Linked DNA regions of Homo sapiens: region 1 is linked to region 2. Evidence: chromatin loops called from intact Hi-C (ENCODE). Cell type or tissue: PC-9. All regions are shown on one strand.

Region 1 (2,500 bases), 160 kb after region 2:
CGACAGCCCATGCCTGGGGTGTAATCGGGAGAAGTAACCCAAGACCCTGGAAGTACGCCAACATATAAAACCCCAAGTTGAAAGGCCCAACCCTGCATTGGATCTCTCGTTGCCCGCTTGGCCCTCTTCCAAGTGTACTTTTCTTTCATTCCTGCTCTAAAGCTTTTTGTTTTTATTTTTGGTTTTTGAGACGGAGTCTTGCTGTGTCACCCAGGCTGGGGTGTAGTGACGTGATCTCGGCTCACTGCAACCTCCGCCTCCCTGGTTCAAGCGATTCTCTTGCCTCAGCCTCCTGAGTAGCTGGGGTTACAGGCTCCTGCCACTATGCCCGGCTAATGTTTTTGTGTTTTTAGTAGAGACGGGGTTTCACCACGTTGGCCAGGCTGGTTTCAAACTTCTGACCTCAAGTGATCTGCCCACCTTGGCCTCCCAAAGTGCTAGGATTACAGGCGTGAGCCACCGCGCCTGGCCTAAAGCTTTCTAACAAACTTTCACTCCTGCTCTAAAACTTGCCTTGGTCTCTCCTGCGTTATGCCCCTCAGCCGAATTCTTTCTTCTGAGGAGGCGAGAATTGAGGCTGTTGCAGACCTGTGCAGATTCAACGCCAGTAACAGCATGGTCATGGCTCACTGCAGCTTAACCCCCTGGGCTCGAGGGATCCTCCTTTCTCAGCTTCCCAAGTAGGTAAGACTGCAGGCACACATCACCATGCCCTGCTAATTAAACAATTTTTTTTGTGTAGAGACAGAGTCTCACTTTGTTGCCCAGGCTGGTCTCGAACTCCTAGGCTCAAGCGATACTCCTGCCTCAGCCTCCCAAAGTGCTTGGGTTACAGGCATGAACCACTGTGTCTGGCCACAGCATGTTCTGGAATATGAAGATCTGGCCACACACAGATATGTAGTTGGACAAGGGAGAAGTATTTTAATTGCCTTTCACAAAACTGGATATTCTTCGATATTGCACCAAAACCCAACAAGTGATAGACTGAATACACTTTCTTCTGTCACACTGGTCCATCTTGCATCTTGAAAAGGTCTGGTACCTATGCATGATGCTGTAACATCATATGCATATTTGGCAAATATTGGTCTAGTGAGCAGATCTTCCGGTTGTTGACACATTTCATTATGCAATGTCAAAGATTCATACTTTATTATTGAGAAAGAGTCTCGCTCTGTCATCCAGGCTGGATTGCAGTGGTGTGACCATGGCTCACTGCACCCTCAACCTCCTGGGCTCAAAAGGATCTTCCCACTTCAGCCTCCCAAGTAGCTGGGACCATATAAGCATGCCATCAGGCCCAACTAACTTATTTTTGGTAGAGACAGGGTGTATGTTGCCCAGGCTGGTCTCTGACTCCTGGGCTAGAGCGACTCCTCTTGCCTCAGCCTCCCAAAGTGCTGGGATTACAGGTGCGAGCCACTGCACCTGGCCAAAAAGATGATTTTCTTTTTGAAAGTGTATGGTGCCACTACCTGACTCACACTAAGGTGTGGTTTTAATGGTCACTGCTTTTGCACCATCAGTGCAAAAGTCAACACAGTGAAAAGGGCAGTAACTTCAGTGTAGGAAAATACATTTGACTCATAGGCCCCTTGGAAAGACCCAGGACCCCGAGGGATCCATGGAGCAGACTTTGAAAACCAGTTTTAATGTACATAAACCATTTAGAGCAGTGATAGGGCACACACATTTATATTTTTACTACCTTGTCGTGTTTTCCCCACTTTTCCTGCCCTTCAACACTTTCTCGGCCATTTGCCTTTGGTCCCCACTTTTCTGGTGCTTTTAGATGACCCCATTCTGCCAAGACTGCCTGCAAGGAACACCTAGGTTGGAGAAACTTCTCCATGCTTACAAATTACTGATTAGTCAGTTACTACCGTGTCACCTTCCTCTGGCCACACCCCCCAACCCTCAATCTGTTGGAGCTGTTTCACCTAGAGAAAGAAAATGAGAGTCAAGAAATTCAGTCCAATGTAACAGAGAGATGGGCCTCTTAGCCCTCCCTGTGACATTTGTGCCTCACAGCGGCTGCTTGCAGAGTTGACCCTCATCTGAATTCAACCAACCTCAGGTTGAGAACATTCAGAGAAAAAAATTGCATCTGTACTGAACATGTAGATTTTTTCTTGTCATTACTCCCTAAATACAGTATGACACTTACATATCATTTATATTAGATATTATGAATAATAGAGATGATTTAAAGTATACAGGAGGATGTATGTTATATGCAAATACCACGATTTTTATCAGGGACTTGAGCGTCCATGAAATCTGGCACCTACAGGACATCCTGGAACTGCCCCCACATAGAAATTGAGTAGGCTGAAATTAAAAACAGGACATTTAACAAACCTCCAATGAATCTAGCAGGTGTAGAAATCGGGAACCAGCAGTAATACATGGGGACTTACATGGGAATCTAGCCTTTGGGTCAAGCACCCTAAGTTGCTTTTGCTCCACATGGGGAAGGAGAGGGTGTGGCCAAAGT
Region 2 (2,500 bases):
AAGCCAGAAGCCCCCAATCCATCACACTCCTGGTGGACTTCAGAATTAGCCCATACTTTAGAGACACACACAAACACACTGCAATTTGCTGGCTCCCTAACCCCCCTACTCCTAAGAATCAAAATCTTGAAATACAGGCACTTTTTGAACAGATTTTCTTGAGCATGCTTGGCTAACTACTGTCTTTACTTCTCATACAGCAAAAAGAGGTGTACTTTACTGCTGCAGAACTGTTATGTCTTACTTATGTGGCACTGGCCTAAGGATAAGAGGGGTCCCCACAAGTACATTTGCCATATAGCTAAAGCGTAAAGTAGCAGCAAAATCTGTTATGTTGGCCATTTTGGATAGAAATTTTCCTTAAATGAATTACCATACTTTCTAGTCTTATTATCGGAGTGCTAAAGCACAGTCTACCTTTTCCAAGGTATTCCCACAACAATCAAATTATCTGGCAGTTCTGTAATACAATAATAGTCTTAGGTACTATGTAGCTAGATGAAGCCAAAACAGCTCTCCTTTTGTAATGTTTTTTCCTCTGTCTTCTTTTATTACCTCGAGCAATAACCTTTCCCCCACTCCAAATCTACTACAGGCTTAGAAACATTAATATCAACCTTCACCAGAAAAAAAGCACGTATTTTCATTTTTGTCTCCACTATGAACAGGGTTCTAGATACCGTAAGCTACTGGTTAACCTTCAGATAAAGGATGGCTTAAACGTGGTTGATGAAAATTCATGGGAGTATAGAAAACCACAATATGCCACCCTAAAAATATGCCTCTTAGGCATAAGGATTGTTTTGAGTTGAATGCAACTGAGAAAGAATAGATGCAGGAAAACTTTCCGTCCTCCCTCTATTGCCTAGAAGCAGAATATAAATGTATAAAGACAAAAGGTAGCCCACCCCACTTCCCTACACCATGAAGGACAAAGATTACCCACTGAAGAGAGCTTTGGGCCTTTCTGGGCCTCTAGATGGCACCAGAGGAATCAACACTGCCAAGCTTTACTAAGGAGCCGCATCTGCCAATTTTTTGCTTCCCCTCACTTGCCACCCCTAGAGACTCAAAGTCCTTTTCCTTCATCTTGTCACTTCTCTAAAAATTTATTATTCTTTGTTGAAGATTCGTTGGAATTCAAAGCCACCTCTTTGAAATTACTCATTCCCTGGGTATCTCCATGTATATATGAAATATGTACTTTAATAAACTTTTGTTTTTCTGTTGTCTTTTATTAAAGGGTTCCATTTTAACTAAAAAAAACAAGGGTTGAGAACAAATTATTTTCCTCCCCTACAGTGGTAAAACTAAACTGCTGTCTTTAAAAAAAAAAAAAAAGGTTATATATGCCCATCAAAAAAAATGTAGAAAACTCAGCAAGGTAGGAAGATAAGAAATAAGAGTTATAGCTGCCAAACATAAACACAACCAATTCCAGAATGTCTTTCTCTGAAAACTGATTTTGCTTACCTGTTCAATTACAGTTTTCAACCACCACTGAGGACCCATCAATGTTATAGCTGCAATGATTTTGGCATGCAGGACTCCAAGTGCCCAGTCCTAGGGAATTAAAAACCATTTAACATATTTCTGTTGTTTTTTAACAATAAACACAGCAGAGAGGCTGTATAATTTTCTTACATTATTTCACATCAAAATAGAAGTTCTATAGGATTGGCAACAATTTTACAAAAGACTAACGTACTGAAAACCCAGAGAATTTTTTTTCTTCAACAGCTCAAATTCAATGTTTCCATCAAAAATTGTTCTTCTATCTTTTAAAAATCTATATTGTTTTCCCAAGAGTTAGAGAAAGTCTGGTCATTAATGGATATCTCAAAAAGCAAATAAAATAAATGCCAAGATTTTATTTCAAACTATCTTTAGGCTATTTCATTGGTTTCAAGTGAGCTGATTTATGTCAAATTAAGACTGTGGAGCAAAGTTTGGCCTAAGAAACCATTCTAAAGGCTCACAGATAGCTTCTAGCTTGAAGCATTTGTGGTTCTACTGGGGAACTGTTACTAGGTTCCTCCTCATGGTGCAACGGACTCTTGGCCTGCCCACCCTCCAGCTCTCCACCAGACAGAGTGATGACTACTTCCTCCCTCCCCACAGCCCCCTTCCCCACCACCACCAAGTATCTCTTTAAATGCAAATCAGATCATGAACGTAACTTCCCTGCTTAACAACCCTGAAGTCCTTAGCAAGGCACACAAAACCCTTTATAACCTGGTCTCTATCTAGCTTATTTAAAACAACAACAACAAAAAACGGTATTAAAAAAAAAAAAAGAAACCACATGTAACATTTAGACTGATTCTTACATAAAACCAAAATCTTTACAGAAAAGACGGGAGTCCTCTGTGATCACTACCTTAAATCCTGATCCCTCCCCAGCAATAACCACTATTAGCTTTTGGTACATACCATCCATGTTTTTCCCCATGCATTCAGCTGCATCTATACATCTATATCCCATAGAAAGTATGTAGTA

What was found. Hi-C counts contacts between places; a loop is a spot of excess contacts. Peaks named below come from ENCODE experiments on the same cell type or tissue, not always from the same donor. Only the 100,000 strongest peaks of a DNase experiment are listed, where the experiment ranks them.
Region 1: a loop joins it to region 2, with 2.5 times the contacts of the local background. A loop is called at or near these places in 7 of 110 quality-filtered maps.

The regions. Positions count from the first base shown.
Region 1 is chr5:10,266,439-10,268,938 of GRCh38, reverse strand. No RefSeq gene overlaps it. Among named protein-coding and RNA genes, the nearest start is that of CCT5, 17 kb to the right of the region's middle. In PC-9, no CTCF peak of the experiment used is centred here; DNase peaks (open chromatin) are centred at 1,148, 1,538 and 1,898; H3K27ac peaks cover 2,472 bases.
Region 2 is chr5:10,422,798-10,425,297 of GRCh38, reverse strand. MARCHF6 (membrane associated ring-CH-type finger 6) reads right to left here. Exons shown (of 26, transcript NM_005885.4): 23 at 1,474-1,563. Among named protein-coding and RNA genes, the nearest start is that of ROPN1L-AS1, 18 kb to the left of the region's middle. In PC-9, a CTCF peak has its summit at 997 (motif pointing right); no DNase peak of the experiment used is centred here; H3K27ac peaks cover 299 bases.